2 separate regions of the Homo sapiens genome follow, and region 2 is linked to region 1. Evidence: chromatin loops called from intact Hi-C (ENCODE). Cell type or tissue: GM12878. All regions are shown on one strand. Links, peaks and the distances in the headings refer to the core of each region. The heading gives the core; the rest is flanking DNA. Region 1 overlaps LOC105369777 (a long non-coding RNA gene). Region 2 overlaps LOC105378250 (a long non-coding RNA gene).

Evidence for each region. Hi-C counts contacts between places; a loop is a spot of excess contacts. Peaks named below come from ENCODE experiments on the same cell type or tissue, not always from the same donor. Only the 100,000 strongest peaks of a DNase experiment are listed, where the experiment ranks them.
Region 2: a loop joins it to region 1, with 3 times the contacts of the local background. A loop is called at or near these places in 26 of 110 quality-filtered maps.

Annotation. Positions count from the first base shown.
Region 1 is chr12:54,195,446-54,207,865 of GRCh38, forward strand. LOC105369777 (a long non-coding RNA gene) reads left to right here. Exons shown (of 3, transcript XR_944984.2): 3 at 5,015-6,888. Among named protein-coding and RNA genes, the nearest start is that of SMUG1, 13 kb to the left of the region's middle. In GM12878, for the core only: a CTCF peak has its summit at 6,066 (motif pointing left); no DNase peak of the experiment used is centred there; H3K27me3 peaks cover 120 bases.
Region 2 is chr12:53,754,006-53,764,138 of GRCh38, forward strand. The region is part of intron 1 of LOC105378250 (a long non-coding RNA gene); the gene reads left to right. It also overlaps a transcript of CISTR not described here. Among named protein-coding and RNA genes, the nearest start is that of CISTR, 7.1 kb to the left of the region's middle. RefSeq lists a silencer at 250-299 and an enhancer at 3,389-3,438. In GM12878, for the core only: CTCF peaks have their summits at 1,774 and 3,334; a DNase peak (open chromatin) is centred at 3,305; H3K4me3 peaks cover 3,550 bases; H3K27ac peaks cover 2,189 bases.

The sequences.
Region 1 (12,420 bases), core at 2,321-10,320:
AAGAAACGAGGCACTAGGCCTAGAACTGAATGCAAATTGGCCCCAGTGCTCAATCCAAGAAAGAGAATGCTTGAGCTGTGGACCCAGAGAAATCCTATGCTTATTTGCATGTCATTTGCATTATATTTACATGTGATCAATTTCATGTTCAAATGCACAATCCTCCCTCCCCAGTTTTCCTCCCCTAGAATCCTCTCAGCCTCTGCCCCCATCATTCCCCACAGCCCCTGACCCTCCTCTCCTAGCCCCTGCCACAACCTTCCTCATCCTTCTCTTTCTTTCTGCCAGTCCCCAGCCCCTGGCTCCCCTGCTCTACAGGCAAGGACCCACTTGCCCAACACCCAGAATAGCGTCCTGGGGTCTCACCCCTTAGTTCAGGAGGGACATCCCTGCTTGCCCCCTCCCACCCTGAGCTGAGCAGGCGCAGCAGACAGCAAGCGCGCCTCTCAGCAAATCCCAGCCCCATTCAGCCTGGTGATTAATGGCGCTGCCCTCCCCATGAACCTGCCTTTAATACTGAGGAAGTTATGAAACCGCTATACATCAGCAGCTCCGGCCCCACTGCCCCCGCCCGCGTCCTCCTCCCCTCTAACCCCCACCCTCCAGCTCCCTCTTCAAAATCTCATCTGGGCTCCTGTCTCCTGGGCCCACCCCTCCTCTGGCCTTTGCTGGGGGGAGGAGGGTGTCTGTCCCTGCTGCCATCCCTGGTAAGGACCACATCTCATTTTCCCTTCCTCTCTCCCCCCTGCTCCGCCCTCTCTCCCTCCCCCCAACCCACGGCTGCATCTCCGGACCCATTTAGAATTGCTGACATTTTATCTGCATTACATACATCACTCCGTCCCCAGCAGCCATCTCTCATGGATTATCGGGGGGCGAGGGCGGGGTGGTCCTCAGCTTGGGGAAGTGACAGAGAAACAGGGTGGAGGTGCGGAGATAGATAGCACTTCCTCCACACGCTTTTTCCCTCAGGGCCCAATCCCCAGCCACCTGAGAGGCTGTGCAGGTGGGAGCCTAGGATAGCTGATGGCAAGGGTTGTACCCTAGCCGCCTCCTGCCAGTCACTGCTATCTCATAACATCAAAAGCCTTTTTCTCAGACCACACAGACTAAGGAAGGTCATGTTGCGTGTCTTCCTGCCATGGGACTCCTCCTCAGGACATTATGAAAGGGGTTGTTTAACGTCTTAGCAGGCCTTCTCTAATATTTTCCACACTGCCCTTTTAGGAAGTCTCTCTGAATGTCTAACCACTGTGCTCCATGCTGCAGCCATTATTGTCTTCTTGCTTTGTCCTTAGAAGGTTGAAGAGCAATATTGTTCCTCAAATGCGTTAAACCCTTTGTTAGGATGCCTGAGCAACCATAAATACAGTCACTTTTCCACACTCCTGAGGCTCATAAACATGATAGGAGGCAGAAAGTAGGGCCACCTTAGAAAGGAGGAAATTGAGACCCAAAATCAGGAGAAGGAAAAGCAAGAACCTGTCCAAGATCAGGAGGCAAGGACACAGGGGCCCCACGATCCCAGTGGGCAGTTTGCTCTCCATAGATAGTGGACAGGCAGAGGGCAATGACAGACGGAGAATTCTGGACCAACAGATAGACAGCAGAAGGGAAAGAAAGGGGCAACCAGGAGGGAGACAGGCAAACAGACAAACAAACAAAGAGCTAGACAGACAAAGGGACCGTCAGCCAGGGACAGGCAGACAGGCAAGAGAAAGCCGACAGAGGCGCTGGTACAGCATGTCCCAGGCTGGACACATGAGAAGGGCTCTCTCCGTCTGTCTCTGTCACTCAGGGTCTCTGCTGGAATGTGTCTCTCAGGGTCTCAGGCTCTTTTTGCTCACTGGGTTTGCATCTATCTACTTCCCTGGAAATCTCTGTTTTTCTTGGGCCTCTCAACAGACTGTCCCTTACCTTGTGGTCTCCCCTGTCTAAGACCCCATCCCAGTCACTCCCTCTGTCTCAGGTCATCTTTCTGACCTGCTCTTCACTCTCCCTGTCAGAGAAATTCAGACGCTTCCTGCGGGCTTTGGGAAGCTTCCACAGGAACCGAGCCAGTCCTCCCGGGATGAATGGGAGGGGCGAGGGCTCTAGCAGGGGAGGGGTGGGGAAGGAATAGCTCTTGGGCCTGGAGAAGGGAAAGAGCTGATAGGCCTGTGTCCCCAAAATCTAGCAGGCTTAGCCAGTAAGGCAAGAAGAGCCCGGGCAGGGAAGGTAAAGGGTACAGGACCCTCTGTCCTGTGGCTCAAACCCACACAAAACAGGCCTCAGGCAGTGGGTGCAGGGGTGTGAGTCACCTGCTGTTTGCATCTCATTTGCATGTTTCTGGCTCCCAGTTCAGTCTGGTCCCAAGAGGCTTGGGGGCAGGGAGGGGATCATGCACCAGAGTCCATGACTCTCACGTACCTCCTGACAGCACAAGGCGTGTTCCTGTCCTCTCCTACCTTAAAGCCAGCCTCAACCCCAAAAGTTGGCTGGACACATCATCCTCCAGACATGCCCTGCACTGTCCTGTCTCCAACTTTTGTCATGGTCCCCCGAGTCTTCCCCACTCCTCTCAATTTCGCTCAACATTAGCCATTTTTTTTTTTTTTTTTTTTTTGAGACGGAGTTCCACTCTTGTCGCCCAGGCTGGAGTGCAATGGTATGATCTCGGCTCACTACATCCTCTGCCTCCTGGTTTCAAGCAATTCTCTGCCTCAGCCTCCCGAGTAGCTGGGATTACAGGCACCCACCACCACGCCCTGCTAATTTTTTGTATTTTTAGTAGAGATGGGGTTTCACCATCTTGGCCAGACTGATCTTGAACTCCTGACCTCGTGATCCACTTGCCTCGGCCTCCCAAAGTGCTGGGATTACAGGCGTGAGCCGCCGCGCCTGGCCTAGCCATCTTTTTCTTTTTTGTTTTTTTTGAGGTGGAGTCTCGCTCTGTTGCCCAGGCTGGAGTGCAGTGATGCAATCTTGACTCACTGCAAGCTCCGCCTCCTGAGTTCACACCATTCTCCTGTCTCAGCCTCCCCAGTAGCTGGGACTACAGGCGCCCGCCACCACGCCTCGCTAACTTTTTTTTTTTTTTTTTTTTTGTATTTTTAGTACAGATGGGTTTTCACTGTGTTAGCCAGGATGGTCTCGATCTCCTGATCTCGTGATCCGCCCACCTCGGCCTCCCAAAGTGCTGGGATTTCAGGCATGAGCCACTGCGCCCGGCCGCAGACTAGCCATCATTTAAAGCCAGATACCAAGTCCTCCACTTCCATGAAGGCTTCTCTGATCACACAAACCCCAAGTGATCATAATCCTACAGCTCTCAATGCTGAAAGGCACCTAAAGAAATCAGGTCTGTCTTACCCATCTTCAGGAGATAAGGCTTCACCATCCCCGTTTTATAGATGAGGCAACCGAGGCCCAGGATCAGTTAATGTAGGTTTCCCAGAGCAGAATAGCCAGCAAGTAGGGAGGAGATGAAGGCCCAGGGCACACCTCTCCACACCCCCAGCTCCCACTGCCCCTTGTCATTCATTTAGCAGGGAGCAATGCCCTGTTCTGCACCACTCTCGCATGGCTAGTGAGCTGACCATTGGGCATCGTTGCTCCCCTTCTGGGTTGGGATTTCAGTCTCCCATGACTCCCTCGGCTTCAGCCATACAGAACTACTGCCGGTTCCCTAAATTCTCCTTGCCCTTTCTTAGCAACATGTCTTTGCCTGTGGTAATCCCTCTGACAGGACTGCCTTTTTCTCCACCCACTGCTGAACCTGGCAAACTCCAGCTCATCCCTTAAAACCCATCTCAACCATCACCTCCTCTGTGAAGCCTTTTCTGATGTTCTTCGTCAGATCCCAGCAACCTATTCAAACGTCTGAGGCAGCACTTGTCACACTGCTGCTGACACCGCAGCCTCCCTCCCTAGCCACAAGTCCTTCAAGGGCAAGGACCACCATGTGCTATTCAGCTGTCTCCCCAGGATACACACAAATACAGGCACACATTTAATTGAACCAGATTTTATTATCAACTTCCTTCCCATCCCAGGCCCACAGAACAGAAGCATCAGCCTAGTGGGGAGATCAGAAAGAAAGACTGAGAAGAAAACAACTCAGGAGATGATCGGGGGTACAGCACGTGCATTAGTGCTCTTGATCATCTCTTTCACCTAACTTAATGCTTAGTAAAAGAAGGAAGGGGCTGGGTGCGGTTGCTCACGCCTGTAATCCCAGCACTTTGGGAGGCCAAGGCGGGCGGATCACGAGGTCAGGAGATCGAGACCATCCTGGCTAACATGGTGGAACCCCGTCACTACTAAAAATACAAAAAATTAGCTGGGCGTGGTGGTGGGCGCCTGTAGTCCCAGCTACTCAGGAGGCTGAGGCAGGAGAATCGCTTGAACCCAGGAGGCAGAGGTTGCAGTGAGCTGAGATCATACCACTGCACTCCAGCCTGGGCAACAGAGCGAGACTCCGTCTCATAAAAAATAAAGAAGGAAGGAAGGGAGGAAGAGAGGAAAGTAAAGGAACAGAGGAAATAGGAAATAGAGCTGAAGGAGAAAGGGGAAGAAAGAAGGAAGGGAGAATAAAAAAAAAAAGTAAGAAAAGAGGTGGATGCAGGGTAGAAAGTAGAGCCAGAGAAGGGCCTTGTGGGAAGAGGGAGGGGAGGAAACAGGAGGAGCCAGGGGAGCGGGAGGCCAAACTTTTGACTCTGGAGCATGTCCAGCAGAGATCCTGGCCTTGAGCCTTAGTATCATTCCTGCCACCATGTTCCAATCTGGGAAATGGACACATCTCCCCTTCTCCAGGAACAAAGGAGTCTGGGCGGGAGCACCTGCTGTGCTGTGCTCCCCCCCCCCCAGAGGCCCTTTCACATCTGCCGTCTCCCAAAGCTCACCACAGCCCTGGGAAGTAGGATTTCTTATTCCACCCTTCCCTTCTGATGCGGGGATTGAGACAGAGCGGTCCGCCATGCGGCTCCAACAGGTAAGGTCTGACTCCAAAGGCCTGCTCTTCCCTTGACCCCAGGGTCCCCTCAGCATTGAAGACAGAAGAGGCAAATGACATTTCATGTCCCACTTGGAAAGTCAAGGTGCAGAAAACAGAGGGGACCAGACTCCTTCATATCCTGCGCAGCGTCATCTCCTGCCGCAAGAAGCACCCCACCTGCCGCAAGAAGCACTCCACCCGCATGACTCAGTCTTTGCCCAGTAGGTTGATGATAACCTAAGAAGCTGAAGACCTCACAGGGGCTCTGAAAGCCAACTGAAGTAGATGCAGCAAACTGTTCCATCATGTCATCCTTCCCTCTGCCTTGGGTCACCAGCCAAGGGAGGGAGTGGCTCAGGTGTTTTCCTTTCCACCCCTTTGTAAGCCCCCACGCAGATCTCCTCCCCATCCCAGAAGCCCAAGGAGCCAGCAATATCTGTGGTTCCCTGAGGTTCGGAGAGACACAGTAGCAAATAACTGTACCCAGGCCCCACTCCCCACTTCCAGGGATGTATAGCTTCGGGGTGTGGAGCACAGAGGACTTTTCCCAGAGCCTCACCCCAGATGAACAGCCAACTTCCCTTTGTTCAGCCTTCCTCAGATACTCAAACCCAGCAGCCCATGGCCTTCTCTGTCAGGAAGTCCTTCCTGATGTCTAACTTACATCTTTCCTGCTGCTGTCTATCCAGCCCTTAGCAGTGACAGGAGAGCAGTCTGAGCTCTAATGATCAGGGAATGGGGACAAGAACAAGTACTTCCCTTCAAGCCTTGGGTAGGGGAGTAGTAAGCAAAGAAAGAAGAGTGGCTCACTCAGCCTCATCTCTCCCGGCCTGTAGCAGTAGAAATGGAGGGTAGACAACTGGAAGGACTTCCTAGCCAAGCAAAGGGAGGTACTTCTGGAATAGGATTATAAAGTGCAAAGGCTGCGCCCTTTCTGATGGCCTCCCAGCCTGGCAGAGACCCTTCAGTGGCAGCTTCAGAAGGATAACCGGCACTTCCAGAAAAGCTCAGGGTGCTGGGATTACTGGGAACCCTTGCAGCTCCAGCAAAAAGAAAAACCTGGTCCTGGAGCCCCCTTGTGGCCGTGCAGAGGCAGGACAGGCAGTTCCACCTCCCACCACCACACCCGTGCTTAGAGCTGGGGCCCAGGGTTGCTGATGCAGAGGACAGGGAACCCAGGGCCCCACCTTCTGTGAGAGGCCAAATCGGCAGCCCCAGCCCCGAGGGCACCTGATCAGGAAGGAGTAGGGCCCAGAAGGAGCACTGGAAGAGGACACAGGCTAACCCCATTCTGTTCCTAATCTGCCGCTCTCCATCTGGTGACCCTGGGCACACCTCCCCACAGAGCCTCAGTGACCTCATTCATTAAAAGGAAGAAAAAGCCGGGCACGGTGGCTCACACCTGTAATCCCAGCACTTTGGGAGGCCGAGGCGGGCGGATCACGAGGTCAGGAGATCGAGACCATCATGGCTAACACGGTGAAATCCTGTCTCTACTAAAAATACAAAAATTAGCTGGACGTGGTGGCACATGCCTGTCCCAGCTACTCAGGAGGCTGAGGCAGGAGAATCGCTTGAACCAGGGAGGCGGAGGTTGCAGCGAGCCGAGATCATGCCACCGCACTCCAGCCTAGGCAACAGAGCGAGACGCCGTCTCAAAAAAAAAGTAAAACTCCCTCTGGCCCACCATTTTACCTTAAAGAAGTGTGGAAAGAACCAAATGCAATGATAATGTTCCGTACGTGAACTTGAATCATTTTTAAAACTCCTCTTCAGGCCGGGCGCCATCACGCCTGTAATCCCAGCACTTTAGGAGGCCAAGGCGGGCAGATCACCTGAGGTCAGGAGTTTGAGACCAGCCTGGCAAACATGGTGAAACCTCGTCTCTACTAAAAATACAAAAATTAGCCATGCGTACTGGTGCATACCTGTAATCCCAGCTACTTAGGAGGTAGAGGCAGGAGAAGTGCCTGAACCCAGGAGGCGGAGGTTGCAGTAAGCCAAGACCACACCACTACACTCCAGCCTGGGCAATAGAGCGACACTCCATCTCAAAAAACAAACAAACAAACAAACAAACAAACACCCTTCTTCAAATATGTGGGAAGAGTTGGGCACAGTGGCTCACACCTATAATCTCAGCATTTTGGGAGACTGAAGCTGGAAGATCACTTGAGGCCAGGAGTTCAATAAAGGCTAAGCGCAGTGGCTAACTTCTGTAATCCCAACACTTTGGGAGGCCAGGGTGGGAGGATTGCTTGAGCCCAAGAGTTCGAGACCAGCTTGGGCAACAACATGAGACCTCATCTGTACAAAAAAAAAAAAAAAAAAAAAAAAGCTAGGCACGGTGGGCGCACCTGTGTCCCAGCTACATGGGAGGCCAAGGCAGAAGGATCACTTGAGTCTAGGAGGTCAAGGCTGCAGTGAATCGTAATCAAGCCACTACACTCCAGTCTGATTGACAGAGCAAGACCGTGTCTCAAAAAATAAAATTAAAATAAAAACAAAGGTGTGGGCCAAGCACGGTGGCCCATGCCTGTAATCCCAGCACTTTGGGAGGCCAAGGTGGGCAGATCACGAGGTCAGGAGATCGAGACCATCCTGGCTAACACGGTGAAACCCCGTCTCTACTAAAAATACAAAAAATTAGCAGGTGTGGTGGTGGGTGCCTGTAGTCCCAGCTACTCGGGAGTCTGAGGCAGGAGAATGGTGTGAACCCGGGAGGCGGAGCTTGCCGTGTGAGCTGAGATCGCGCCACCGCACTCCAGCCTGGGCGACAGAGAGAGACTCTGTCTCAAAAAAAAAAAAAAAAACAAAGATGTGGAGAGAGGGGTCAGGAACTGACCCGCTACAGAATAATTCTGGACCTGCAATGGAGGGTGCAGATGGGACTGATGGGTTCTGCCCATCTAGAAACCCACCACTCCAGAGCTCCTGGAGGGAGGCAGACTAGGAGCCCTTAGAAGGAAGAGCCAAAAGGTCCCCAACACAGCCCTTCAATCCTCCACCAGTGCCTACTTTCAGAAGGTTGGGCCTGGTTGGTAAGGGCCCATTTAGCCAGATAGTGGACAGCAGATCTGGCCTGGGGCCTGAGGGCATTCAGTGCAACATCAGGGAAGCCTCAGGTGTCGGCATGCCTACTTCATAGTGTCAGTGGCTCTCCCAAGCTTGTGCACTCACCAACTCATCCCACCTACCAGCTGACCCCAGGGCCAGAGGCAGGATAGAGACCAGAGGGGCCTTCTGGAGTTCTGGGGCAAGGGCTGAGGCAAAGGCACACCGAGACCCCCAGGTATGCCTTCACCCCATGCACAGCCACACACACGGCTGGCTCCACAGATGGACCCAGCACACCCTCAGATCTCCCACACACAGACCCTCCAAGCATCCCATCCTGAGAAGATGAGGGACGGTTGGAGTGGATGGTAAGGCCACAGGGCCCAGAGCAGGGACAATGGTCAAGGCCAGGGCAGGAGGGTGCCCCAACCCATCCTTCAGCATCAGTGTGGCCCTGAGGAGCCCATGATCTCTGAGCCCCTGGCAGCACTCATGAAGAGGTCAGGGGATGGGCACAAAGTCACCCTAGCAGGGGTTTGTGGGCATGTGTAAAGGGGGGACCAGGAAGAAGAAGAGGATTATAAGCCTGGAGAGAGACCAGTCTTTCCCCTTGGATCCACACCCTTATTCAGAACTACTCACTTAGGCTATTTGGAAGTTTTTCCAGGCATCTAGCCTCAATCCTTCCTGCTGGAATTGGAGAGGATTTCTCTCTGGGAATTAATTACTCTGGCTTTTTACCTCTGTTATAAACCAAACAAAGAATTCTGAAGAGGGAAGAAGGGCAAAAACTGGTGATAGATGAGAAGAAGGGAGCAGGAGGCCAGGGGAGCCAGGAACAGCAGTGACAGTCAGAGGCAATGTCTGCAGCGCTCTCTCCTCCCCACCTACAAGGGGAGATCAGGGAATATGGACTTTCCTTGGAGAAGAAACTTGGGACAGATGACAGGGAGGACTTCTCAGAAAATAGTTGATAAGCACCTTCTCTGGAGATTAGAGGGAGAGAGAAGAGAGGAAGAGGTAGGTAAGAGCGCAGGAGATGGAAAAAGAAAGTGTCTTGTCCATCAAGAGAAGAGAAACCAACGCAGAGAAAGTGGAGGAAAACGCTATAGACCTGCAGTGGTGGGGACCTAAGATTTTAAAAGTTTAGGATTGGTCGGGTGCGGTCGGTGGCTCACACCTGTAATCCCAGCATTTTGGGAGGCCAAGGTGGGTGGATCACCTGAGGTCAGGAGTTTGAGACCAGCCTGGCCAACATGGGGAATCCCTGTCTCTACTAAAAATACAAAAATTAGCTGGGCGTGGTGGCAGGCACCTGCAATCCCAGCTACTCAGGAGGCTGAGGCAGGAGAATGGCTTGAACCTGGGAGGCAGAAGTTGCAGTGAGCAGAGATCACACCATTGTACTCCAGGCTAGGTGACAAGTGCAAAACTCCATCTCAAAAAATAAAAATAAATAAATAAATGAAAATAAAAAATAAATAAATAAAAAGCTCAGGGTTGTTCCACTTACCTTTCTGGGCTTCAGCTTCCTTCCCACAGTGGGGATAGTAAGCGCCTGTCTGGGGTCTAAATGAACGCCACTCAGTGCCTAGCACTATAAAAACTCAAGCACAGTGGCTTCCCCCAAACTGCAGCCTGACAGAGCAGGAAGGGCCCTGGGTGCCCCCTTAGCCTTCTGGAGGGGTTGTAGGAGGTCCGCCAGCCTTCTGCCTCCACTACCCATCACCTGGCTGCCCATTAGAATCAGGCAGGGCTCAGGGGACCAAATGCTAGGTCCTGACCCCAGGACCTCAGAGCAGTTAGATCAGAGGGGTCGAGGAATCAGAATTGTAATGCTCCCAGGTGCTTCTAAGTCATCTCCTGAGAACTCCTGGCTTAGCCTCATGCTGTCATATTTCAAAGTACAGAAATGAGGCCAGGAGAGGCAGAGAGAGCAACCTGCCCAGCTCACCATCTACAGACCAGAACCCCCATGTGCAGGAGGGGGTTAGTTAGAGAGGGCAGGGAGGCATCTCACTCCTCCTCCATGCCTCCTCAGCTCCTGACTCCAGAAAAGGTCTGTCTGGCCTTTCCTCTCTGTCTGGTGCTGCTGGGACCTCCCTCCCACTCTGGCCCATGGACAGAGCCCTCCTCTTTCAGTCACCCAGACCTGAGGTGGGCTCAAGCTCTCATGGCCATCAGAGCACCTCACACATAGGCAGTGCTCAGTAGGCATTTATGGGATGAACAACTATCGGGTCTCCACCCAGGGGGCAGGAACTTTCCTAAAGTACCCAGGAAAAGGCTAGGAAGAGAGCTGCTTGCTCCTATTTTCTCCAGTCTGAGTCCCAGCTGAGAGCTGAGATACCGTCATTCCCTCAGCCACCTGAGCCCCATCTGGGGCCAGGAGAGCTGCAGGACCCAGCTCTGCACGCCTGCTCTGTGGTGTGGTTGCCCTGGTAAGCAACTTGACGAGCAGCTCGTTCTCCAGGTAAATGTGAGGCCAGCAGACCTCCCAGAAGGACAGACAGTATCATCGGCATGAAAAGACCAAGGGTTGTGAACACTCCACTACACTCCCAGCTGAAGGCCAGGGGAGAGATTAATCTGAATGCTGCCACTGAATGCAGGGGGGAGGTTCTAGAGGCCCCCATCCAGTCTGGCTCCTGCAGAAGGTCCATTCCCACAGCCTGGATGAGCCCCACTTTCCTGTTCTAGGACCTCTCAGACAGGGAGGTCCCCTCTGTCAGCCTCTGGGTGTTGTCTGTCCTAAAGGTCTCCTGCTGAAGAAAGCCAGGCTCAGGTCATGGGAAGGTCGGATTGAGCTGGAGAAAGGGATAGTGAGCTGGCCATGCAACTGGTCAATGACCATTCAAAATCACACCTGTGACTCTGAGTCCTGGAGGGCTGGGAACAGAGTCAACCAGAGAACAGAGATGAGATGAAATGCCAGGGCTGGGAGAGTAGAGACAGCAAGAAGCAGAGGAGGTGGGGAGGAAGGAGGGAGAACCCCAGACAAACAGGATGAGGCCAACAAAAGGAGTGCAGCCTGCTCCCAGGTGCCTCAATGGTGGTGGCGCACCCCTGTAGTCCCAGCTACTCGGGAGGCTGAGGCAGTAGAATCACTTGAACCCGGGAGGCGGAGGTTGCAGTGAGCTGAGGTCACGCCACTGCACTCCAGCCTGGGCGACAGAGCGAGACTCTGTCTCAAAAAAAAAAAAAAAAAAGAAAGAAAGAAAAAAGAAAAAAGAAAAAAAAGAGGGAAAGGAAAAAGGAAATGCAGCATCTCAGGCCCTGCCGCCAGACCTACTGAGTCAGAATCTACATTTTGACAAATCCTAAGGTGATGTAAAGTTTCAGAGCACCAGACCAGTGGATGATTAAGTGCATGGGTTTAACATAGAGCCCCCCAGAGCTCTGATAGAGGCCTGGTCCTTCTGCTTACTAGCTGAGCTTCTGTTCATTCATCTGCAAAGTGGAGATAAAACATATGCCACAGGGTTATTGTGAGCAGCCAAGATCAAATGAGAAGTGCTGGGCACATGCTGAGCATTCCACAAGCAGCCAGAGGTGGTTACTGGGGGTATGGCTAGCACCATCACATGGGATCCATCCTGCTTAGTACTCGTCACTGGGTTGGGATGGCCTGGTTGCCTGCTGGCTGTGCAGTCTTGGACAAGGTCCTCCACCTTTCTGTGCCTCAATTTCCTCATGGGTACAATGAGAATAGCTAGAGTGCCTCCCTTGAAAGATCGATGCGGGATTAAGTGATTAAATGATCTGATGCGTGACAACGACTACATGTGGTCTACAAAGGTTGGCCACAATAGTAATCACAGCAGCTTTCACTATCATTACAAGAGCCCCAATCTCCAGACACCTGGATTCTAGGGAAGGTAGTGAATATCCTTCATTCAGCTGGTCAGTTGGGCCATGAGGAAGAGGCTGGTGCAGAGACAGGGAAGCCAGAGAAGGGGAGGACAAGGCCTCTTCCAGGAGTTAGCCCCAGCAGTGGAGGTGGGGGGAAGCAGGCACTTGTTCTGAGACCTGGGTTTCTGTGTGGTACAGCAGACACACCCACTTCTCATCAACTCAGAGATGCACACCAGTAAGAATGGTGCAGTAACCGTCTGAAAGCTCGGCCATGAGCTCACCGTGCAAGCCTGAACAAGCACGTTGCCCTCCCTGGGCTCGGTCTCCCCAGCTGAAGATAAGGGGATTGGCCCATTAGACAATCTCTGAGTCCTTTGGGGCCACAGGACGCTGATTTGGTGGTCCTGGTACATTCTAAAACACACAACTGCCCCTGTACATGTCACAACATGGGTAACAAGGCAAGACACCCCTTCCCCACCTCATCCTCACACACGGAAGCACGGGAGCAGGAGCGAAGCATCTGGGAATTA
Region 2 (10,133 bases), core at 1-8,000, 440 kb before region 1:
GGCTAGTGAACCATGGCTAGGTGGAGACATCTGCTCAGGCTATGAAATGTAGGGAGAGGCCTCCAGAAGTCCCCAAACACAAAGAGGGAGGAGATAGAGGTGGGGATGGGGATGGATAATGGGAAGATGGAAGGCTTGAGACCTCTTTCCTGGCTATCTCCTTTACTCACTCCTTTCATGGATTGAATTATTCATTTTAAAGCTAAAAAATCTTCAACAAATTATCTAGTCTAGACTTTCACCTTCAAAGGGTTCGATATTACTTCCCCATTTCACAGATGAGGCTACACAAGTTAACCAACTTGATCGAGATCTCCCAGGCAGAACAGGTTGAAAAGGGCATGAGGAAGAAGGTCTTTCGCCCTGGGTAGGGGAGATGGGGGTTAATCTCTCTCTATGCAATCAGGCTCTAAAATTGGCTGCTTCCCGGAACAGAAACGGCAGGAGTTGGCATCAGAATGCAGCAACTTGATTCCTGGCTACTTACCAGTTCCGTGACCTGAGGCAAGTTACTTAACCTCTCTGTGTCTTTATTTTATTATCTATAAAATGACAACACTAATACTTGCTCCCGTGGCTTGTTACTGAGAATAAAATGAGATTTATGCAAAAAGAACTGTGTACAGTTGAATCTAAGTTTATTAGGCTTTAAAAATCATCCTCCTCTTTGATATCATCCCAGCTTATTCTCTTCATACCTGCTAGGGACATCAGTCTTCCTCCTCCCAACCCCTTTGCACTCTCTCCAGCCTCTCAACCTGGCATTTACTTCCCTCTGATCTTGCTTCATACTTTCAATCTCTGTTTTCACTCTCCTGTGCATGTTTCAGCACTAAAAGGATCTGTTTACACTCTACTGATTTATATGCTGAATTTTTTTTCTCTGCTTTGGTTTCTTGTCTTTTGTGTCTTCCTTCTCACATCCCAGAGAGCAAGACCCTGTCCTCTCCTGCCTTTGCACTCCTTCCCTCTCTCCAGGACTGGGTTCATAGGGTGCGTCCAAATAATGGACACGAGGTGCAGAGAGGTTAAGATAAAACAGGAGAGGGAGGGCTTGGAGAGAAGCCACCAAGCTGCATGCAGGGCTCTTAACCACATGCTATGTGATCCTTGAGCAGGGCATTTGCCAAGATCTGGAGAGGGAAACAATCATCTTCCTTCTGGAGTGAAGGGTGGGACGGGAGTTATTTTCCTAATATTTAGAGAGGCTGTTTTGTCCCACGATGTGAGACACATCACCTGGAGGCCAATCCCCTAGAAAAAGAATAGCAGTTGAGAGACGGCTTTCCTTTTCCTGTTTGGGGTGTGTGTGTGTGTGTGTGTGTGTGTGTGTGTGTGGTAGGAAATGTGTTGTTGGAGATTCTATATCATTTCATTTTCCCTAGCATTTACCAACCCTAACTCAAAGGAAATCCTTTCTAAAGTCTATTCTACATTTCTTTTGCTGACAGTAAGCCCACCTCTTTAGTGGAGGTATTATCTAAAGTCCAGGATCTGGCTCAATGTCTTTTGTAAAAGATGTGTGTATGTCGGGGAGGGGAAAGTAAAAGATGGAACTTGAAGAAATGGAATGACCCAGCTCCTGGCTTTAATTACAGTAAGCCCTGAACATTCTGAACTTTATTAACCTCTTAAGTGTCCACAGGGGTGGGATGGACCTGGTGGGTTTTGCTCCCTGGTCCTCTCTGCAGGGCGTCTCTGGAGGGTCCCCTCTCTACGCTCTTTGCCCATCCCAGCCTTTGGCTGCACACCATTTCTCCTGGCCTCAGGTGGCGCTATAAATCACCTCTCCCAGAAAGGAGGCTACCACCTACCTATCCAGTCCATGTCTCACCAGCTGTCTTCATCTTGCCCAAGATCCTCTGGTTCTTTCTTCTCTGCAAATCCCATATGCTTTCCCCAGCACCAGTTTTTTGGATAACCTGATTAGCTGTTTTGGAGAGAGGGGCTCTTTTTGCAGGGACCCCTTTCTCCTCCTAAGTGTCTTACTAATTACAAACAGAGAAAGCCTGGTCTGTGAAGTTAGCCTGCCCCCAGCTCCCTGGCTTGGTGGAGGGAACCAGGAGCTAGGGGATTTAAAGCGCAATTTCCTGTGGCCTTTTCATTTCCTGCTGGGGGTTGTGGAGAGCAATAAGCAAGGTGGGTGGCAAGGGCCAGAAGGACCGGCCAGGTGGGGGATGGGCTGGGGGAGCCTTCCCTCCATGTACTCTTCTACCATCCCCTTTTCTGGCTCTCGAGGTAAGTTCTTTGGGGATGAAGCACCTGATAAATGAGGACCTGGAACTCCTTACAATCTCCCTCTTACCTCCCCAAAGTAAGAGAACGGAGTAGAGAGGAGTGGGAAAAGATCTGATTATTGTAATAATAGATGATACCACAGGAAGGAACCTTGGAAATCAGTTGGATCCCTTGAGGTTTTATTTTATTTTAAATAGAGATGGGGGTCTTGCTATGTTGCTCAGGCTAGGCCTTGAAATCCTGGGCTCAGGCGATCCTCCTGCCTCAGCCTTCCAAAGTGCTGGGATCACAGACGTGAGCCACTGCACTTGGCCTCTTTCAGGTTTCAGATGAGGAAATGGAGGCCTTGGAGAGGGCAGGTAACCTGCTCAAGGTTATGTATGTAAGTGGTGAGCTGGTGTGGCTGGGATTTAGCTAACTCTCATGATTCACTGTTTAGTGCTCTTTCCTCAGTCAGAGTCAGAGTGGGCTGTGGGTCAGTGATGTGTGTGTGTGTGTGTGTGTGTGTACTGGGGAGGGGGGATGAGATGGGAGGAAGTGGGGTAGGGAGCAGGGGATCTGGGGAGGTACCTGGATAGCAGGGGACTCCGGGTCCTGAAATGTTCACTCTTTGGTAGGTCCTGTGGAAGAGCGCAGGCAAGTCCTGACTTAGGGAAGCTTTTGTGAGCTGGCTCAGGAAACAGATGTGTGGATAAAAAGGAGGGGAGAGGGAGGAACTGTGGCCCTTGGAAACTATTAGCCCAACATCTCTTCTTCCCCTCTCCACAGTCAGAGGTGGATGAGGTGGGGGAGGGGCATGGCAGAGGACAAAGGAGCCAATTATTGAGTGAGTGGATTAATTGATTAATTGTCCAGAAGCTTCCAGTGCTCCCCAACAATGACATCCCCTCCCCCGACCCCAGTCAGGCATGGCCTCGGTTGGCCTGGATTATTAATTAGGGCTTGAAGTCATTTAACGATGATTTCATTATCGACGTGCTGTCTGTCTCGGGCTCAGCCCGGTTGCCAGGGCGACTCTGATCGATTGCCTTCCGGTCTTCTTGGCTTGGCCGGCTGCTTCCTTTCTGGAGCCTGGCTGTTGGCGAGCACTCCCTAGCGGCCCTCTCTGGTACTGCAGAGCTTCCCGGTTGCAGGCTTGAGAGACTCAGGCGAGGAACAGAGAGCTACAGCTGCCTTGGGGGTCTTTTCAGCTACTGACTGACCTAGCTGTTGCCTGGGAACCGGCTTTTCTCCTTTTCTCCTAGGTTGTGAAGTCCTTCTGATTCTGTCCCCTGGCCTTCTACCCATACCCCTTTGGGATGGGTGTAGGAATAGGTAGGGACCTCAGTTGTTTCCTCGCAGCCTTTCAATTTACCTCTGGGAGGCCCAGATAAGCTGTGATAAAGTTATTCCTGCTGCTAAGGAGACTCCTTAGGCTCTGTCTATCCTGGGACATCTGGCCTCTTGGACCTTGCATGAGGCTGGCAGGGAAGGAGTGGATGTGGGGATAATTTCCCCTTAGATTGCCTGAGTTAATGTTCTTAGGGTCTTCCCCGGCCGTGAGAGGAGCTGGGGGAGCTGGTCTTTGCAGAGCTCAGCTACTTCCTCAGCCTCAAGAAAGCCTGGGGAAAAAAGGCAGGGTCCAGGTTGTCATGCTAAGTCTTAGGTCTTCAGAAACTTGGCTGGTTACTCTATCTGTGGTCCCTGAAAACCTAGATTCATGCACATTCAGTGGTCTCAGGATCTCTACTCTATGCCTCAGTTTCTCCTTTCATGGGTTTCATGTATATATTTGTGGGGTCTGTTAGTAGAGAGTTGCTTGAAGGCATCGGTCATGGCTTCTCAGTAGGTGTCTAAATTGTTGACCCCAAAGTAATTGGGCGTCACTGGTGTCTTATCTCCCTTATCCTTTGCATGCTGCTAATTTTATTCTCAAATGCAGATCTCTCCTCAGTCCTTACCTCTCTTTACTCCTCTCCCCTTGACCCCTGACCAAAGACTGTCCCCAGCACCCTCCCCAGAACATGCCTCCCTTGCCTGCCTTCCTCTATTTCTCCTCCTCCTCTGCCCCACTTCCCCTTCTACTGGTTGTGCCAGGCTGCGTTAGCTCTGAAAAATTAAGAGCTGGGCTTCAGTCCTCTCTGGACTGCAGCATTTTTGGGGACAGGGAGGCAGGTTGGGTTGTCATGTCCATGTAGGGGTCTCTGCGAGCCCCCCAGGTTGGCTCTGGGAGAGAGCCTCAGCATATCAGCTTTCTGAGCACATCCGCCACTGAGCAGCACCTGAGAGGGGAAGCGGCTCAGCAGCGAGCTGAGTGAGATTGAAGAGGATCATAAAGAAAATATATATCCCCCTCCCTGGCCTCACTCCCTCCTCCTGCTCCACACTTGCCTCCTTCTCTCTCTTTGTCTCACTCCCTCCCCCCTTTTCACTGCAACCCTGTTTTCTTTGTTCCTTCTTTGCCTCCGTCACCCTCACCTCTGTCAGGCAGGTCTGTCTGTCTGTCTGTCGGCCATTCTGTCTATCTCCTTGACTCCACATATTTTTTGGTCTGAGTTTTTCTAGGACTGTGTCCGCCGTCAGCCTTTCTCTCTCCCTCCCCGCTTCCCTCCCTCAGTCTGGGAGGGTCTCTCATACCATCATGTCTTTATGAGTTTCACTGTGTGTGCCTTTTAGTCTCTCCATCCACCTCCCCTCCCATCTGTCTCGTTTGGCTGTCTCCCCATCGCTCTTCGCATCTCTCTTCCCATCTCTTGCCCTCCCTTTCATCTCTCCTTTTTGCTTCTCTTCTCCCTGTCTCTTTCAGCGTCTTCTCCTCTCTCTGGCTCACACCTCTGCCTGCCTCTCATCCTCCCCACTCCCACCCCTCAAGGTTCAGATACTTCATGCGAAATCACCTGGATGGGCTCCAACTGTCAGGGTCCCCCATTCTGTACCCCCTTCTCCCAGGGCGATTTACAGCCCCAACTCGGCATCTTCTGCATTCCCCCCAGCCCTGGGCCAGTTCTTTTCATTACCTGGTGATTATCTGGGGGCCCTGGCATTTCCCCCAGCCTCCCACCCTCTACCCAGCAGGCAGTGAACAGCATAGGGAGAAAGGAGAAGGGATTGCTCTTGGGACCAGAGGCAAGGACATGGAGACCCTCCCCCTGTGCCGCCCTTCTTTCCCTCAAGCAGATGCACATCTGGGAAAATCCCAGCTTGAGGCAGGGGAAGACAGCTTAGGACTGTTGGAGCAGACATAAATCAAGCACCCAGATGCCCCTCCCCTACTGTTCTGTCATTAGAGCCATCCTTCCAATTCCTGCCTGTCTCCTTTGCCTCTAGGCATCCTGGCTCTATAGTCTTGACTGGGGCCACTCATCCACTACCCAGCGTAGTGCCAGGCTCAAAGGAGGTGCTCAGTTAATGCCCTTGGTCCATGTCTAATAGAGAAGCACTATCGCAAAGTCAATGTGATGTTTAGGTTTTTCTCAGTTGGCAATTCTTTGTGAGATCTGGAGCAATTCTCTCTGCTTTAATTCCAATATTATGTCTTAGTATATAATTAGTATAGACTCTACTTCCAGAGTCTTGCCTCTACCCTTCTCCTCCCCTCTCTCGCCTCCACCCCAGTCTTTCTTTCATCTCATTTAGGGTGTAGAGGATTAGCAGCCCTATTGAGTCAAGGCAGCAGTACTCCTTTCCCTTGAGACCAGTGGCTTCTTGAGCTGATCACTTGTCCATTCAGCCCTTAGTCTCTATGCCGACTCCACCTATTCCGTCCCTGGGAGTCCAGTCTCGTCTGTTTGAAGATTGACATCAGGGAAAGAGGAGATACCTTCCTTTGGTCACCTGTTTCAGGGCCTTGGAAGCCCTACTGTTTGAATATCTCCATTCCAGAGAGCAGGAAACTCTGTAGGCAGGGACTATATCTTTTTCATCTTTATTTCCTCCATCACAATAATCAATGAGTAGTCAGTTAACATATGCTGTGAATGATGAATGACTGTCTTAGGAGGTCTCCCACAGTGAAGCCTAAACCAGCTCCCTTTTAATTTTATTTCTGGGGTGAGGGACAATGTGGGTAGGGGGGTGAGAATTGGGAGATGATGGTAGAGGAACCCAGTAGGGGTGTTTCGAGAGAGGTTGGGGGCCTGGTGCGTCTATCCTTGTTGAAAGGGCTCCTGAGTGGAGGTTCTTTATCTGGACCTGGGACTGACTCTCATATTTTATTTTATCTTTTTTTTTTTTGAGACAGAATCTCCCTCTGTCGCCCAGGCTGGAGTGCAGTGGCGCAATCTCAGCTCACTGCAACCTCCGCCTCCCAGGTTCAAGCGATTCTCATGCCTCAGCCTCCCCAGTAGCTGGGATTACAGGCATAATCCACACCTGGATAATTTTTGTAGTTTTAGTAGAGACTAAGTTTTGCCATGTTGGCCAGGCTGGTCTCGAACTCCTGGCTTCACGTGATTCCCCCACCTCGGCCTCGCAAAGTGCTGGGATTATAGGTGTGAGCCACCATATCCGGCCCCGATCCCCGTATTTTCACAGGCAAGGCACCAACCCCTTCCCAGCCTCTCCTTCAACCAGTCAGGGCCTCTTCCATATCCAGTACTCCCTTGGCACACATGCTTACTTCAAAATCCATTTTCTGGCCAGGCGCGGTAACTAACTAATGCCTGTAATCCCAGCACTTTGGGAGGCTGAGGCAGGTGGATCACCTGAGGTCAGGAGTTCAAGACCAGCCTGGCCAACATGGAGAAACCCCGTCTCTACTAAAGATACAAAAATTAGTTGGGTGTGGTGGCTCACGCCTGTAGTCCCAGCTACTCGGTAGGCAGAGGCAGGAGAGTCGGGTGAACCTAGGAGGCGGAGGTTGCAGTAAGCCGAGATTGTGACATTGCACTCCAGCCTGGGTGACAGAGCGAGACTCCATCTTAAAAAAAAAAAAAATCCATTTCCTGTTGCCCGGTCTCCAACCAAGTTCCATTTAAGCCTCCACTCCACTGTCTCTCCGAACTGGGTGCCCCTGCTTCTCCCATTGCCTACCTCCAGCTTTCTTCCTGGATTCTGGGCTATGCCACCTCCTTCACACTGTTCCTCCCCTTTCCTAAACTCCCTTCAAAAGTTCCACTACTTCCAGCCTCCTTGGGGTCCCACTTCCTGCCCTCTTCCCCAACCAGAAAAAGACCTGGATAAGTGATTCCTCATGGTTATGGGGTTGGTAAAATAACTGAGATAGCCAGGGAGGAAGAAGGCTGAGCAGACTGGGTCTGGAGTGGTGCCAGTGTAGAACCCCTGAGGGCTTTGAGCAGAGAGCATTCCATGGTGCCAGGGCAGAGCTCTGGATTGAGGAGTGCAGACCAGGAGGCCTTGTGGGCCTGAGGAGGGTGGGTAAGTTTGCTGGGGGTGGAGTGATTTGGGGGCTACATTCCATTCTACTCCAAGCCAGAAAACTTCAGTAGAGCTGGTCCTAGGAACTTGTAAGCTAGGGGAGGTTATTTCCTAGCCTTCCTCCTCCAGCATCCTTCCCTCCTTTTTGCATGCCCCCATTCCTGGCTTTCCCTTCTGGCCTGGTTTATTTATTTAGGGCTTGCTTTATTTATCTTTATCTTTCCCACAGGGTCCAGCACATGGTATGTGCACAGACATGTTGTTTGAATGAATGAAGATTTTCCCACCTGGGTCTGCTGCCTCCTTCATGTTTTACCACCTGGTGTCACTTCAGATTCTGAAACTATCTGTGGCTCATCTACTTAGGGAGGACACTGATGTGGACATTGCAGAATATCAGCTCCAGTTTGATAAGGTGGTGCACAATGATGAGAGAGAGGACTTTGAGGGTTTTCTTCCTAGGTGCTCAAGTAGCTAAAAAATAAATAAATAAAAAAATAGAATACAATAAAAAACAAGCAGTGGTGGGAATTACAGATTAGCTATAGAAGGAAAGATTACCAAATTCCGTTGGGGTGTGGCTGCTAGTGGTCTTTAAAACACTGAAGGCAGGCTTGTCTCAGGTCCCAAGTATATTGCAAATGAGCCAGCACTAAATAAACCTTGAAACCTGATGGCTCCATTCTCTCTCTTGGAATCTATCAATTTTATATACATGATAAGCATATTTATTGATTGATAAAGGCTTAGCAGAGAAGCCTGAAATAGGACTGGCTTCCTTGGCCTCCAAGAGGCAGTTTCCTTCTATCACAAAACATGTTTAAAGCTCTTTAATTTTGAAGGTCCTTGGAGTCTTAAATTGTTCCCCACCTCCCACACACATACACTTTCGGCAATACCCCCAATACCAGAAACCCAGACAATACCTATCCATGTATGACACCTGAGTTATTGACTATATGTGGCAATTGTTTAATTCTAGGTTCACTTTCTCTTGCCGTCCAGTGCTCTTGGAAAACATCTCTATTATCAGTTAACATGTGAGTCTCCAGAAGGCAGACTCATTTCAATCTTAGTTTAAGCAAAATCATGTGGAAAATCCAATTTCCTTTAAAAAGTATATTCCAAGTTAATAAAAATAATTTTTGATTTTTTTTTTGGTTTATCTTTGTCACTTTTTTTTTTTTGAGACAGGATCTCACTCTGTTGTTTGGGCTGGAGTGCAGCGGTGTGATCATGGCTCACTGCAGCCTCTAACTCCTGGGCTTAAGCGATTTCTCTGCCTTAGCCTCCTGAGTAGCTGGGACCACAGATGCATGCCACCATGCCTGGCTAATTTTTTGGAGGGGTATTTTTGTAGCAGTGGGGTCTTGCTATGTTGCCCAGGCTGGTCTTAAACTCCTGGCCTTAAGCAATCCTCCTGCCTTGACCTCTCAAAGTGCTAGGATTACAGGTGTGAGCCACTGTGTCTGGTCTTTTTTCTTTTATGATCACAGAAATCACAAGGCAGATGAGGGAATAGAAAGAACCAGGGAATGAGGATAAGGAATGTACCCTAAAAAGCATGCTGTCGGAGGCTCTTTGTGGTAGATTATGACATAATAAGCAAGAGTGAGGCAGGTGGGTTCTGGTTGGAGAAGTCCTATTGATCTATATGGATAAAAACTCAGGACTTTGAGATATGATACAGCCTTCATTTAACTCAGATGACCTGACATCTTTCCTACAACAAAATAAAACAAATTAACTTTCTAAGGGCGATGGTGGGGGTATGGAGCATCTGCCTAAGGCTATGAGAGGAATTCAGCAGAGCCTTGTAAGAGAGGATAGAGAGACAGCCAACCATTTACAGGGGAGGACAGAATGATACATTTGAAGGCATGAAGGAAGATAACCAGAGAGACAGCTGGAATTTCCTGTGCTACCTGGTGTGTAGCACATTATGGTGGGTGTTGGGAGGAGATACATGGAAGAAGGGGCCATTCACAATGACCATTCACAATGGCTAGTCTAAGAGTAGAGACAGGATATAGTGATAGACGGGACCACTGGGTGGACTTCTACAGTCTATGCTTACAAGAAAATGAAGGGTTTTGGGAAAGAAACAGAACCAAGTTTGGTTAGCAAGCCTTCTTAGAAAAAATGAGTGTGGATCAGGATTCATTGCAGACAAAGGCCATCCTATGTTTCAGTTGCATATTGGAAAGTAAGGTGGACATGCAGATGGATTTCCTTTTACTAATTTCTTGTGAGGACTTTTCTGAGGAGTGCTGGGTTGATACGATGCTGGGTTGAGAAAAGGGGAGTAGAGAATCAAAGGGGAGGAAGGGAGAAAAGTAACTGATTTTTGCTGTTCAATGTATCACATCACTTTTTTTATTTTTTGAGGGGGAGTCTCGCTCTGTTGCCCAGGCTGGAGCACAATGGCATGATCTTGGCTCACTGCAACCTTGGCCTCCTGGGTTCAAGCGATTCTCTTGTCTCAGCCTCCCAAGTAGCTGAGATTACAGGCACCCACCAACACGCCCAGCTAATTTTTA